2 separate regions of the Mus musculus genome follow, and region 2 is linked to region 1. Evidence: chromatin loops called from intact Hi-C (ENCODE). Cell type or tissue: heart. All regions are shown on one strand.

The links. Hi-C counts contacts between places; a loop is a spot of excess contacts. Peaks named below come from ENCODE experiments on the same cell type or tissue, not always from the same donor. Only the 100,000 strongest peaks of a DNase experiment are listed, where the experiment ranks them.
Region 2: a loop joins it to region 1, with 6 times the contacts of the local background. A loop is called at or near these places in 10 of 42 quality-filtered maps.

What each region holds. Positions count from the first base shown.
Region 1 is chr11:70,070,698-70,078,697 of GRCm38, forward strand. Gm32946 (a long non-coding RNA gene) reads left to right here and starts at 6,974. Exons shown (of 4, transcript XR_879978.1): 1 at 6,974-7,039. In heart, a CTCF peak has its summit at 4,151 (motif pointing right); a DNase peak (open chromatin) is centred at 4,174; H3K4me3 peaks cover 216 bases; H3K27ac peaks cover 722 bases; H3K27me3 peaks cover 1,343 bases.
Region 2 is chr11:70,175,899-70,183,898 of GRCm38, forward strand. No RefSeq gene overlaps it. Among named protein-coding and RNA genes, the nearest start is that of Clec10a, 13 kb to the left of the region's middle. In heart, CTCF peaks have their summits at 2,002 (motif pointing left) and 3,711; no DNase peak of the experiment used is centred here.

The sequences.
Region 1 (8,000 bases):
ATTACCTTTGTTGGGCCTTACCGAAGCTCTGAAGGACCAAATGATGACATCCATTTTAAAGAAAAGAGGAAATTCACTTACTGAAGGTCTGTTGCCTATGGTTGTACACAAGCTGTTCCCTTAGCTGCAAAGGGAAGCACAGGTTCAACCATAGACGACACAGGTTCCTGGTGTTTCATGTACACTGCTTTAACCCTTACTGTGACCTTTCTGGGTAGACCAGATGGCTAGGATTTTATAGATGAGCAAACTGAACCTTGAAGAGATGGACTTGAACAAGGCTGTACCGTGGCAGGGACCACATGGGAGCGTTTCTTACCCTCTGCTCTGATGACAGCGTCTGAGAGGGGAAGTGAAATATGTTTTCCTGTTGCACACAGGATTGGACTCTCCTGCTTGGACAACTGTACAATTGTACAATTGAGTTTATATTTCTTTTTGATATCAAAGGTAATAGTTTTAGTGATTATTAACTCAGATAAGCAGGAAGCTCATTGCCCCAGTTCTTGGAAGACTGTAGAGATTTACATAGCTTAAAAAGGTCAGACCTGCCTCCAGATGCCCAGGAGAGAGAGATCTGGACGATCAGATCAGGTTGACAGTGGCTCCATTTTCTACTGTAAACAGGACCTGTTGGATGCGCGCGGCTGATCCTGGCATGCTGCTCTGCAGTCTCTGAAGTGTCTCAAGCTTAATGGAAAAAAGAATGGATATCTATCCCTCATTCCCTGTGGAGCTCTGTTCCCCAAGCACCAGATGCCTGGACTGTGGGAATGTCAACACTTAAAAGTTTCATGCAGTGTACATGAAACACCAGGTACCTGTGTCGTCTATGGTTGAACCTGTGCTTCCCTTTGCAGCTAAGGGAACAGCTTGTGTACAACCATAGGCAACAGACCTTCAGTAAGTGAATTTCCTCTTTTCTTTAAAATGGATGTCATCATTTGGTCCTTCAGAGCTTCGGTAAGGCCCAACAAAGGTAATAGCACAGGGTGTGTTCTTTCTCTCTCTCTCTCTCTCTTTCTTTCTTTCTTTCTTTCTTTCTTTCTTTCTTTCTTCCTTTCCCTTCCTTCCTTCCTTCCTTCCTTCCTTCCTTCCTTCCTTCCTTCCTTTCTCTCTCTCTCTCTCCCTTCCTTCCTTCCTCCCTCCCTCCCTCCCTCCCTTTTTTCTTTCTTTCTCTCTCTCTTTCTCTCTCTTTCTTTCTCCCTCTTTCTTTCTTTCTTTCTTTCTTTCTTTCTTTCTTTCTTTCTTTCTTTCTTTCTTTTTCTCTATCTTTTAAATTGACATAAAAGTTGTGCAGGTTTGTGGGGTGCTATGTAAATCAAGATACACGTATACATTGTGACTTTTAGGTGTTTTGATCAATGTGGATTGCTTAGAGTGTCTTATAGTCCTCGTAAATACCCTCGGCCAGTCGTGTCCTGCCATACCTACCCTTGGGCTCCTGAGGTAGAATTCATGTCCCTGATCATCTATGGTTCTCCAGTCCATTTTCTAAGTATCTACTTGGGCAACAGGCACATCCTGCCTGGCCTGTTCATGAGCCAGTCCAGATTTTAGCAAGGCCCAGGAGCCTATAGGCTGAATGTGCTCCTGAAAATCCTACACTGATGCTCTCTCTCCCTTCTTCTATTTTTTTTTTTTGTTGTTGTTTATTTGTTTTTTGAGACAGGGTTTCTCGTATAACCCGGGCTGTTCTGGAACTCACTCTGTAGAGCAGGATGGCCTCAAACTCAGAAATCCACCTCTCTCTGCCTCTGAAGTACTGGGATTAAAGGCGTGTGCCACCACTGCCCGGCTGATGCTCTCCCTTCACTATGATGGAATGGTGGGATTCAATGTTGGTGTCTTTGATTAGATTTAGATGAAGTCATGAGCGACTGGTCCCCATGATGGGATTGGGGCCTATGAGAAACTGTAAGAACACATACATCCACTCTTTCTGACCACCGTTGGATGTGATGTGGCCACCTGCAAGAGGGTTGCTGTTTGCAAACTAGAAAGAGCACCCTCACCAGATGCCGGACCTCCTGCTGAACTTCTTATTTTGACAGCTGACCTTCCCATATTTTGGAATTATAAGAAAGGAACGTTTGTCATTGAAAGCATTCATCTTAGAACTGAGATTAGTGTTACTATTTCAGTCATGATGTATTTCCCTTGAACCACTTAATTTTGAGGAATTCTCTTTTTTTTAAAAAATATTTTTTAAACTTATGTGAATACATGTGTGTCTCTGTGTGGATGTGCGCAGTTAGTGTAGATTTCCCCAAGCCAGAAGAGGATTCGATAGGACTGGACTCACAGCGGTTGTAAGTTCTTACCCCGAACTCCCACCTGGCTACTGGGAGCCTGGTCCTCTCCAAGAGCAGCAAGCACTCCTACCTGTCCTACCTGCTGAGCCTTCTCTCCAGTCCTGGACATGTCCTAATGACAACACATCTCCAAAAGATGGGGCTGGTCATGATGGCACATGCCTATCATTCTAGCCCTGGAGGCTGAGGCTGAGGCTGAGGCTGAGGCTGAGGCTGAGGCTGAGGCTGAGGCTGTGGCTGAGGTAGGACTGAGGAGTTCTAGACAACCTGGGCCATACAGGGATACCTTGCCCAAACAAAGAAACAAATGAACAAAAGCAAAACAAAATAAACCCCACAGGGTTTCTCTGTCCTGACTGGCTTCAAACTCACAACATCTACCTGCCTCTGGCTCACTAGTGCTGGGATTAAAGGCATGCATTACAAAACCTGGCTGGGATTTTGATTTCTTTGTTGAAGTTGTTGCTTGTCTAGAGAAGTGTGTTTAGTCATCAGCTCTGTACACGGGCCTATGAGGCAGGACAGCCTCAGACCAGCTTTTGTCAGAATAAGGACCTTTTGCCAGGTTACCTGCTGACTTCATCTAGGGAGGATATTAAATGTCAGTTTGGCTACACACACACACACACACACACACACACACACACACACACACACACACAAGCTTAATTTCCTGAAACCCAGCACCGCGTTTTATCTTTAAAAGCTAAGAACAAAAGCTATTGCTAGCAGGAGTTACAGGCAGGCTTGGTGGGTGAGATAGACCCCCACCTCCACCCTCTAGGGCGGATGGGATGCTGGAATCCGGTGGAAGCATGGATCACATTTAGCCAGACTCCCAGTCCAGGGACCACTGGGTTTACAGCAGGCTCCTGTAGCCTCCCAGACACCTCACTCCCACTCCCAATCCCCTTCGTGCCTGCCAGGCTGCGGCTGCAGACGAACTTTCACTACACTTTACTGGGCTTTGCAGGCAGGCAAGGAGCAGGATGAAAAGACTGAATGATTTTGGTGCTGGGATCCTTCCTCTCCATCCGCAGCAATGGACCCCATCTCCCCACAAAGGACAGGAGCGCAGTCTCAGCTGGTGGTTCTCAAATATGCTCTTTGGCCAATCAGAGCACCGCAAAGTCTGTTGCAGGCTGCGTCAAAAACATGCATGCCAGAAGCTTCATCTTCTACTAGGTTGAAGAGATGCTTGTAGCAGACTTGAGTGTTGAGGATCCACAGAGGCAGTTGGTTAAAGGAGCTGGCTGAGAAGATACACCTGGGGTGAGACGCTGAGAGAAACTACTGCAGGAGATTCTACTACCCACTCAGTGCGTGGCAGTGATGCCCGGGGAGTGGGATTTTGTTCTGCGTGGGAAGACCCCACCCCGGAGCAGAGCTCTGGGTAGGTGCTCTTGTTTACCTCCAACCCTGCAGTTCTCACTCAACGGCAAGAAAGGATGTGAACTGTTAGAGATAGGTAAGACCCAAGACGGCCGGCCTTTGGCCAGTGAACTTAGAACACAGTCGTCCTGGCTCTGGATCTGGTTCAGCATATCTGGATTGGAACCAGAAAACTGGTATCTTCTGAGGCCACGCCTCCTTGACCTCACCGCAAGCAGTTTTCCCTGGTCACTCTAAGAGTGACCACTATTGAAAGGAGCTGGGGGTGGGGTGTGTGTGTGTGTGTGTAAGTGGTCAACTTAGTCTTAGGAGTTTAATTATGGATTTTTAAAAAGAAGCTGTAAGAACTAACGGTCTAACATTTCACTTTAGTATTTAGGAAAGAGGCATAAATAGTATTGCGAAATGTTGCTTAAGGGCACCTGAAACTGGAGCTGTACCACACGGTGGCGCTGCTATCCTGAGTGTAGGCTGGGCCACTTCCTAATCTCCATGTGGCTAACAGTCTCCCCGCCGCTGGTATTCCTGACTTATTACTTACTAAGACCTATTTTCCATCTTGGCTGTCCCGGACCCAGACCTGCCGTGCTCCTGGGCCACGATCCCCAACTCTTACGTGATGGTTATGCTCTTTCTTCTGCACCTCTTAGGCCTTGTCTTTGCTCCTTTCCCAGAGTGATGGCTCTCTCCCTCCTCCCTCGGTCCCTTGCCTGGGAATTCTAAAGTCCTCCTTCTGTCTCCCTGCCCAGCCAGTGGCCACCGGCAACTTTATTTACCAATCAAAACCAATTGGGGGCAGGGTCCCTCACTATCTTATGTGCAGATTCCCATGTAATTTTGGGCACCCAATAAACACAATACAAGAGTTAGACCAAATCCACAACACTACCCAGCTGCAAACCTGTGACCCACAACAGTTGGCACATGGGTGAGATATATATAAAAATGCAATAAGTGGCATTTGCATGTTGGTGGAGTTGACATTCACTCGACAGAGGGCAACCATGCCTCGTACTGGAACTAGCTTCCCGGAACTAGCAAGGTCATAGAGCTGAGAAGAGAACGTATTACTACCACCATTGTTTTTATTTTTCAGAGACTACTTTTAATATGGGTTCTTAAACACTTTATCCTCCCTTCTAGGCTACCGCCCAGCAGAGGCAGTGGGAAAGAGAGGTTATTAGGATACGGGGAAGTCAACCTGTTTAGAAAATCAACAGTCCAGTTCACAGGTCAACATCGGCAGCTAGATACACTCGAAAACACTTCACAGATATACAGTCAGTCAGTTCAGGAGTGTTGGAATAGCAAACACAAATCAGCAGCTGTGGCATGACCTAGCAGATATAGCCAGGCCTCCGCTGACTCAGCATGAGTCAGCAGGGACACCAGGAGTTCTTTGCTGTGTCTCTCTCAACAAAGTGAAGATCTGTGAAGATACTACAAGCATTGCAAAGCTAGCTGTGCAAGCCCCCATCACTCTCCGTCGAGTCCTATTTATACTCTCTCCAAACATCATGTGTCCTCCATGGATCTTGCCTCATCACATGTCTTGCCTCAGCATGTGAGTCTGTCTTAACAAAACTCCACGTGAGTCTGGACCGGCTGACATCACTCTGCCAATCGACCCGAGTCCGGGGAAGTGGCAAGAAGCCGCCAGCACACCACCAGAGGTTTTTGGTGTGTTTCTCTCTATGGATTCATGGCAAGCAGAGCTCATCATTGCCATGTAAGGTGAACCAATACATGCCTGTCATTAGTGAAGCATCCTTCATCACGCATCCTTTCATGTGCAAAGGATGAAAAACATCCTTTCCCCTGTGTCTGCTTCAGAAAAACAGTCCTTCATGTGTTTGCCTCAGCAAAACAACAACCAACACAACTGACTTTCCAAAGAAACTGTAAGTTTCCACTTCATACCACTTTGCTAGACAAGCATAACTTCTTCCATCATTCTAAATCTTATCCTGTAGGTATCACACCTGTCAAAGGAGCCTCTCCTGGCAGCGAATGGAGACCACCACAGAAGACCACAACTGGACACAATGCAGAGACCAATAGATTGTAGGAGGCCCAGCCATGATGGAATATATCTACATCACAGCTCCTGCACCTATCTATGGCTTAGGGAACATTGTGGAAAAGGGGGCAAAGGGTTGTAAGATGCAGGATACAGAAAGTGAAACAGTCTTTTGTAGGCATGGCTGTGTAAACAAGGCCAGAGCAATGATGATATTGATGGATAGGTTAACATGGAAGGGGGAAGTTTTCATGGAGGCCCACCCCTAGACGACCTACAGGAAACTAATGACTGCTGGGAGAGAGACAATTGGCTTCTCTTAGGGATGAGCCTTTTATTGTTTGTCTAGTTCAGAGTGATCAACCTTGAGCCATATATACACCACCAAAACAAATGGACTCAGCAGGTTGTATTAAAATACATTTGTGCATACACATATACATATATGGCAATAATAAAGGAAAACAGGTTATACATTATCAACTTCAGAGGGGGGGAGGTGCATGGAAGGGCTAGAGGAAGGTGCTGGAGGCAGGAAAGAAAGTGATACGATTCTATTTCAGTTTAAAAAATACATTTAGCTGGGGCTGGAGAGATGGCTCACTGGTTAAGAGCACTGACTGCTCTGCCAACAGTTCTGAGTTCAAATCCCAGCAACCACATGGTGGCTCACAACCATCTATAATAAGATCTGATGCCCTCTTCTGGTGTGTCTGAAGATAGCTACAGTGTACTTACATATAATAAATAAATAAATAAATCTTAAAAAAAATACATTTAGCCCGGCTTGGTGGCGTATACCTTTAATCCCAGCATTCAGGAGGCAGAGGCAATTGGATCTTTAAGTTTCAGGCCAACCTGATCTACAGAGCAAGTTCCAGGACATCTAAGGCTTCACACAGAATCCTTGTCTTAGAAAAAAAATATTTTTAAAACCTGATTATGAACCATGGCTGGAGAGATGGCTTAGTGGTTAGGTGCACTGGTTGCTCTTCTAGAGGACTCAGGTTCAATTTTGTCTCTTTGCTTCCTGACTGGATGCAGCCAGCTGCTTTAGACTCCTGCCACCAGTTCCCTTCCACTGATCCCCGCTCAGAAACCAGCACCCCCCCCCCCCCCCCCCCCGCCAAGCTTGCAGCTCTCTTTGGGACAGAGTTGGTAGGAAAGCACTCTCTACTGTGGCCTTGTGAGCCTGTTGGCCTCATTCCAACAGCAGCACAGTTTGCCGGTTCCATGCCCTGTCCCACATAGACTAGGCCAGACTGAATGACAGGGAGTGGAAATTCTCAGCAGCCCCTGCAAACCTATAAAGGTAGGAAAGTTCCTGTTTCTTGGGAGCTGAAGGCCCATCTCTTCTCCTGAGACTTTCCTCATGCTACACTTGGCAGCTCTCCCTAATCCAGCTCTCAGGATTTGAAGGGAAGGCTCTCTGTCGCTCTGTCTCTGTCTCTGTCTGTCTCTGTCTGTCTGTCTCTCTCTCTCTCTGTAGGCCTGGTCATGTCCCACCTTCAGTGACCAGGGAGCACTCTCTTACTACAGTGCCCTCTGAGGGGTAATTCTGTGTGACTTCTCTACTGAACCCTCCCTTCTGATGGCATTTTATTCATAACAACCCCCTGCCACAGTAGACTCTGCCTTTAAACTAGGAGCCTGAATAACCCCTTCCCTCCTTAAGTTCTTCTGTCAATTTTTTTTTCCTTTGAGACAGGGTTTCTCTGTGTAGTCCTGGCTGTCCTGAACTTGCTCTGTAGACCAAGCTGGCCTTGAACTTAGAGATTTCCCTCATTCTTCTGAGATTAAAGGTGTGCACCACCACAGCCTGGCATTTTGGTTTTTTAGATATAATCTTACTCTGTAACTTAAGCTGGTTTGAAAATCAGGCTGACCTTGAACTTGGAACAATTTTTCCTGTCTCAGGCCCACAATTGCTAGGATCATAGGCAAGCGCCACTATTACCAATTGGAAATATTTCGGAATAAAGCAGCTGCCACGAGTCAAAGAACAAGTCTAGCTCCTTCTTCCTTGTCGTAGACTAGATGTGGGGAGAGCAAATCTCCTCTGACCCCTCTGTCCCCGAACTAGTGACACGCATGAATACAACTATAAATACACACACACACACACACAGAGGTCTGTGTATGAAAATAACATGTCTAAGTCTATTGAGTCCTTATTTTGGGCAGCAGAGGACCAATAAACAAGTGACATTGTGAATGGCACCAGCCTTGGGATTAAGTTGCCTTTGAAAGCCCTTCCAACTGTCCTTGAAGAG
Region 2 (8,000 bases), 110 kb after region 1:
TTTCTGTGATGGTTTGAATGAGAATGGCTTCCATAGGCTAATATGTTTAAATGCTTGGTCCACAGTTGGTGGAACTGTTTGGGAAGGATTTGGAGGTGTGGCCTTGTTGGAGCAGGTGTGTCACTGTGGACAGGTTCTGAAGTATAAAAGCCAGCCCACCCATTCCCAGTCTCTCTCTCTCTCTCTCTCTCTCTCTCTCTCTCTCTCTCTCTGCCTGGCTGCCTGCTGCCATGCTTCCTGCCATAGTGATCAAAGACTAACACTCTGAAACTGTAAGCAAGGCCCCAATTAAATGCTTCTTTCTATAATTGCCTTGGTCATGGTGTCTCTTCATACCAATAAAACAGTAACTAACACACACACACACACACACACACACACACACACACATTAAAAAGAAAGTAAGTAGTGATGTTATCACAGTACCAGATCAGTTAGAGCAAGCAAAGAGATGAATTTGTGCATTGCGACAATGATGTCTGAGGTAGCCCTGAAGAGCAAAGGTTCTGTCTGAGCACAAAATTTCCAGATGCACCTGGAAAGTCAAGGAAGAGAGAGAACGCCAAGATGATGCTGAGCCTCGATGCTTTGAACATCAGGCCAGAAACTCCTGAGGAAGGACAGGAAGTGGAAGGGGGCTTTTCAGAGTCTCCTGATGAACTCGGTGGTTCCAAGCAGAGACATGGTCACTTAAGGCATAAAGAGGATCTGGTTCTGACAACACACCTGTGTATTCACAGCAGCAGGCACCCCACAACCTCTTCAGAAACACCTCCCATGCCAGCCTCCCAAGGCTCCTCTTGGACTGCCACCCTTCCCACCTTGGTGGCATCTGGATCTCTCCTGGGACCTCTCCATTCCTGAGACTACCTGGGATCTGGGAAATGGAGGGCTCTTGTGGTGACTTTTACCATGACCACGCTGACCTCCTGGCCCCCTTCATTCCCACAACTACTTCTTAGCTCTCCTTTCTCAAAGATCCTCACCAAGGCTGTATGCTCCTTGCACCTCCAAGGGTCTGGTCCTGGAGTGATGTACCCAGCCTTGGTGTCTCCACTCACATCTGCCCTTCTTGGACTTTTCTCTCCAGCTCCCTTGTGGAACCAGGGGTATTCAGTGACCCTAGCCGACTTAACTCAGTTGCCAAGACAGATGATATGAATACAGCCACCACTGGAAAGAAAGGTGGACCAACCAACAGGACCAACAGACAGACAGACAGATCACCAATTCTGGGACAGAGATGGCTCCATCTGTGCCCACTGTGTGGAGGGTATGTCAAGAGGCTAAATGGGTTACTAATGCTCACCATAGAAAGTTGAGGGACAATTCCACTGTGCCTCTCACCAAGGCCCAGCCCTCCTGTCCCTATCTAGTGCAAGCTAAGAATGGTGCTTGTGAGAGCTGTGGAAGGGCTGCTGTGGCAGCTTCTCCCAAGGAGAGATTTCCGAAAACCAAAAGTGTTCCACCCCACCCTGGTTAATATAAGCCTGGCCTTTGTGTTTGGGTTATTTTTGATATTTTCCCTATAACTATTTCATAATATTGACTTGCAGTGAAATGGATCAGTGGCGTTTTCTAAGAATGGGATGTGTGGGAAGAAAATTTAATACTTTTAATTAAAGTTATTTCCAACTGACCAATACATTGAGTTTTTCATGGAGAAAAAAATGTTCTGTTCCAACATACCCTTTATGTTAGTAACAATGTGTTAATAATACCTGCCTTGTGGGAAGATGAAAGGCCACATTTAAATCTTGGGATTTGAGGAACTGCCATTTCTGATACAGAATGAGAATCAATCGTACAAAAAATGTGGCTCAGATGTCACTGCATCGGAGATGGCGTGGATTCAGATGATCTGGTGAGATGCTCAGCAGCTCACAGCACTGGCTGCTCTTCCGGGGGACACAGGTTTGATTTCCAGCTTCCCCATGCTGGCTCACAACTGTCTGTAACTCCCATCCCAGGGGATTCAGCGCCCTCTTCTGGCCTTCTTGGGCACTGCATGCACATTGTGCATAGACATATAATACCGGCAAAACACCCATACACATAAACGTTTTTAAAAAGATAGTCACAGCTCTGAACACGACTTCTTTAGAAAACACTGGGGGCTGGCAACTGGTACTAATTATGATGAGGTTTTTCCATAGGAATTTCTTTCAGTTTACACTTGAGAGTGTTGAAACTTTCAAGAGTACTCACATGACAAATTCAATCTTTAGTTTTATATTTTATACACAGAAGCAACACACAACACATACACACAACACAGCACACACAACACACACATACCATATACACACCACACACACGCAACGGGCCAACCAAATCAGCATTTAGATGCAAAGACTAAGAGTGTTGTGTTATTAAATCAGTTGTAATTATAGTTCTGTGTAAACCCAAATTACTCTTCAGAATACACCAAACTGTTTCCTGAAGTTGAGAAGTTCTGCCTGACACTCGGGGAGTAATGGTGGCAGGAACTGCTGCGAGCCAAGCTGGGGGAACTGCTGCTCGCTTTCTGTCTGCGGAGATGGAGAATCTCAGTGAGACCGAAGGCCTGCTCTTTCCACAGCACCGGGGAAGCTTAGGTTTGGTGATGCCAGGGTGTGAAGTGTGCCAAGAGCTGGCCCAGGAATATCTCCCCATTTGGTGACCAGCCCGAGTTAGCAACTGACAGCCTGACAAGACGTGCCAAAGGAAAATCAACTGTGGTGAACAGCATCTTCTCCCTGACACTCCCTTGTCGTGGAGCAGTTAGAGTTGTGATTGAACGCCTAGTGCGAATTCTTTACATTAATTAGGGAATTGTCAGATGAAGGATAAATGATGGAACCCCAAGCTACAAGGTCGTGGAGGAGATTGTGGGACATGAGCAGATAAGATGTGAACGAGATTTCAGAAAGGAATGGGGGAAAGTCACAGACGTTGGAAAAGATGGGAATGAAATAGGAAGAGGTGTGAAGGGTACTCGTCGTGGAAGATGCTGTGAAAGGATGAGCGGTGAGGGAAGCCACGGTGGGTAAGGACTTGCTATTCGAGGGTCAGGACTGGCGTTCGGATCTCCAGTATTCACATACAAGCTGTTGGGCACAGTGGCCCACCTATAATCCTGACACTCGGGAGGCAGAGGTGGGATTCCCCCAAGGCAAGCTGGCTAGCTGTATTAGCTGAAGCTGTGAGCCAATTGGCAAATAGATAAACAAAACCAGCCAGTCAGTAAATAAAATGGACAGTGACCCAAGAACATATCTAATGCTGTTCTGACCTCCACATGCATGCACACACACACACACACACACACACACTCCCACAGACATATGAACACGCTTGTAATCAAGCATGTATAATACACACTCAAAAGCAAAAGCAAAGCAAAACAGAAAACCCAAGGGCTAGAAGTAAGAAAGTGAACTCAGTATACATGAGACTTGCTTCAGTATACGCAGTGCATGGATGTAACCTGTGCAGGAAAATCAGTCAAAACAATAAACACTGAAACAAAATCCAAACGTTTCGAGACACAGTTCAAGGTATTTTTCCTGCAATAACAGAGAGTTGAATCTGTATGTTGCATGAAGGAGTGACGCACCAGAACAGCAGACAGAATATTTGTCACTTAGGCATATTTTAATAAATCCTTGTCTCGGGCTCTTTCTTTCTTCCTTCCTTCAGTCGCATGCCACCCGGTGGTAGGTCTGAGATAGCAGCAGTTTTCGGTTAGTTCAGTGCTCAGTCTGCAGGGGATTAAGTCATTCCGGACTGCACTCAGATGCTGGTCCGGAACTCTAAAAACAAGATTATAGCTCAGCATTCCACAGAGCGTGTTCTCAGGATCCCCCGTGGCTTCTATTGAGAAACCTGAGCCTACGGAGACCGAGGGCACAGGAGAACGATCACCGCTTTCCCTGTTCTATTGGGACTTCGGAAGACCAGTCTTCCTAGGTGAGAAGAAAGATCCAAATTTAAAAAATATCTAGGATCCTACCATAACAAACCAGAGGGGGAAAAGCAATTTATGTGTAACATAGGAAAATAAAGAACACACGGAGAGGCAGAAAGCCATGAAATCAAAAGAAAGACGGGCTGGAGAGATGACTCAGTGGTTGCTCTCTTCAGAGGACCAGGGTTTGATTTCCAGCACCCGCATGGAGGCTCTCAACTGTCTGTAACTCCTGTTCCAGGGGATCTGGTGCCTTCTTCTGCCTCCATGAATTCCAGGCAAGAGCATGGCACACAGGCATGCATGCAAGCAAAACACCCATAAATATTAAATAGATAGATAGATAGATAGATAGATAGATAGATAATGGAAAAGGGAAGGAAAGAAACAAATAGCAAAGGCTATTTGTGAGAGGTGCAATAAAATGATCGCATTTAGATCAATTAAAATAATATGAAAGATCTAGCACAGTGGTGCACACATTTAATCCCAGCACTCGGGAGGCAGAGGCAGGTGGGTCTCCGTGAGTTCAAGGCCAGCCTGATCTACAGAGTGAGTTTCAGGACACCAGGGTTAGTGGAAGGATTCTGTCTCAATAAATAAATAAATAAATAAATAAATAAATAAAATGAAAAATCAAACTTCCTTAGTATTAAAAGTAGATATTGTTAATAGATTCTCACCTCAGGAAAAGAAAAAATATGAACAGTCTTTTGCCAAAAATTTATTAATCAACCAGGCAAAATGGATGTATTTCTTTAAAAGCACACATTACCAAAACTAACTCTAAAAGAAATAGGAAATCTGGACAGGATTATATAAATTCAGAATGGAGTTTGTAATTTAAATTTTTTCTAACAAGGAAAAGGTCCAGTTTGCAAAGGTTTTTTTTTTTTTTTTTTTTTTTTTCCTTGTTAAGTCTATCAGGCATCTAGAAAAAGGTAACCTCTGGGCGAAGGATAGGGTATGAGGGTGGGTCGGGAGTGTGGGTCGGCTCCCGCAGCTCCTGAAGGGTACCATGGACAGTTAGACTTGGCCCTGTGTGCCTCTGTGAAGGTGGACAGTGAGGGCAACAGAGACAGATTATACTCCAAAGGGAGGACAAGAGAAGAAAGAGGTGACAGGGGAGCTGACAGTCACCAAGGAACAGAAAAGTAGGACCCAGCCCCAGAGTTCCAACCCCAGAAGGAAAAAGCCAAGGCCACGGTCAGAGGGTGGGCCCGTCCTGGTGGGGGCAACAGACTGGCAGCCCATGGTGAAGAAGCCTGCAGTTGTACACTTTAAACCAAGTGATGTGTGTGTGTGTGTGTGTGTGTGTGTGTCCTCCATGACCTGACATCACCTGAAGAGAAAGGCCTATTGTTTTAGACTGAGCTGCTTAAAAAATGAAATTTTCTCTTTTTCAAGTTAAGTTCTTACGCGTGTGTCCAGGTGCGTTAACTCCTCCCACGGAGTCTGGCAGAGGACGTCAGCACCCCTAATGCTGGGTGGGGCTACACATGGTTGTGAGCCACCCCGTGTGCTTGCTGGGAACTGAACTCTGGTCCTCTGCAAGAGCAGCAGTTGCTCTTAACTGCGGAGCCACCTCTCCTGCTACACCTTAGCCCTGAGCACGAGGAAGAGTTGTCACTCCTTGGGATACGCTAGGTGGTGTTGAGGCAGAAGGGGTCAGGAGGAGCTTGTGGAAGTTTGGGCTGCAGTCCTCAGTGGCTCTGAGTTCTGAGACAAGGAGCCAGCACTACCACCTGAGGATTACTGCAGAGACGGAGCTCCAAGCCCACAGCTGGTGGATCACACACCTGCTTGCCATCCCCGTCCCTCCTCCCCTCCCCCATCCTCCCCCCCCCCACACACACACCCTCACCCCTGTGGAACCATGAGCCCAAATAAACCCTTCCATTAGTTACCTTGACCATGATGTTTTATCACAGCACTGATACAGAGTCGTCAGTGGCCACATGTAACAACAAATGCAGATGTCTTTGTAATGAGTGAAGGAAAGTCACTAAGCAAAAAATGAGCAGAATCAGAGTCAGTAAACAGCAAAACAACCCAGGGGATCTAACGGCCAACAGTTTATTGTGGTGCTATGACTCTCCAGTAAAGTTGGGTGGGGGAGCATCTTAGGAAAGTGTCCCTATCCTCTCAGGGATTTTTCTCCCTCGCAAGACTTCTTAGGGGTTCTCTAAGGAAGGAACAGCTGTCCCTGTCATTTTGATCAATGATCTCAATGGCGTCCTGGCTTGTCTTGCTCAGACTGGGCTCACCGATCCAACAGCAGGGCATCTGGTAGCCATTGTGGGTCTACTTGCTATGAGGGTAGGACTGGAAATGGTCTCCATTGACACTAGTGTGGTCCTCCCTTCTCCCCAGGCTCGTTGGCCCTCAGCCCTCCAGGATGAAGGGAACAGAGTCGACAGAGAGGGTTTCGGACTGCCTGGGAGTATGAGGGAAAGAACAGACTTATCTTCGTGGTCAGCTTTGGGGAAACATCAGCTTTATTCAGGATGAAGCAAAGGTTATATAGTTTTGGGGGCCGGGGTAGGAATATCCAGGATGAGCAAAGGTCATTGGCTGAAGGCTAAGGTCCTGCGATGCCTCATTACCATAGGGAGGCATCCCAGGAATCTCAGGTGCTTGCTGGATGGCTTTCTTAGTGGGGAGGGGAATTGAACCTGTAATCTATCCAAGGCTACATGACATTCCAAAGGTAGTGGGTATATGGGTTTCGGATTCCCCAGACAAGGTCAGAGAAGGAGAAGCCTTGCTGACAAAGGGAGTCCACCATTTTGCATGGAGCTCAGGACTTTGCATGAATGTCAGACTTGGACTTCAGCAACAGAATTTCTTGACAGCCAGCTCATACCCATGCCTGCTGTCTGGGTTTTCTGTCATCTAGTTCCTGCTCAGAAAGAACAGCCAGCAAGCTGGGAGGGGTAGATAGAATCCAAGTCTCAAGTGAGAGGAATCTGGGTCAGATCTCTGAGAAACAGACCTGACGAAGGCCATTGGATGAGCAGAAACCAGTGTGTGCCCATAGTTTGTCCTATCTGTCACTTCCAGACTCTTTTAAGGCCATAGAGGTATACAGGTATACGAGGTCTTTGAATAAAATCCTGGAATGACAGAAGGACGATGATGACTTCTTGCAGTCTACCAACTGCATAGATAAGCCATTCTGAACATTGTCTTGTGCTCATCCCAGTGCCCATTACATCCCATTACAATGTTTGAGGGCAGCTTAGATGGGCATAGTTTCTAAAGCTCTGGGGTCATGCTAATGAGAAGACAAGGTCGAGGACCAAAAAGTAGGAGCCCCTACCCGCTCCTCCTTGGAGTGATAACTACTGCGTAAGCATTCTTCAGTTGTCAGTTCTTGCTGGCTTTGGACCAGCACTTCTTTGAGCAAACCAGTAGCATAAATAGCAGCTTCCTTTATAGTCCATCCAGTTAATGGAACAGCAGATTCTTTCAAAAATCTGATGGGGGAGGGGAGGATGAAAAAGTGGAGGCTCTTCCTAGAAGGCCATGGACAGGAAGTGGGGCTCACTATACCCATAATCCTCCTTAAAGCATTGCTCTCAAGATTAGCCATGCACCGAGTTAGAGATTCCAGGTTACCCGCTGCTGGATTTGATATACCACAAAGAGTGATCTGAGACCCGGATAAGAGTAAGGACAGGGGACTGGATGTACTCTCGGTGAGTTACTGGAGCACAGATGCCCTGCGGAACCCAGCCAAGAAACCTCCCTGCACTCCTACATGAGACATGCCCAGGTATAGATAGGAGCACCGGCACCTGACCTACTTTGGGCTCCTGCCTCTTCCTCCCGTCAACTCTCAGTGGAAACTACTTTTGGGTTCAAACTGTAAGTTAGAGGTGTGGGCAGCGCAGCACAGAAAGTTGTTTCTGTTCACACACTCTTGGAGACCAGGGTCTCTTACCTGCGTCCAACTCCTGCCTATGACTCCCTACCTCAACTTTCACAAATGATGATGTTTCTTGCAAGGTATGGCCCAGAAGTCAAAGGGCTCGAATTTATGATTCAT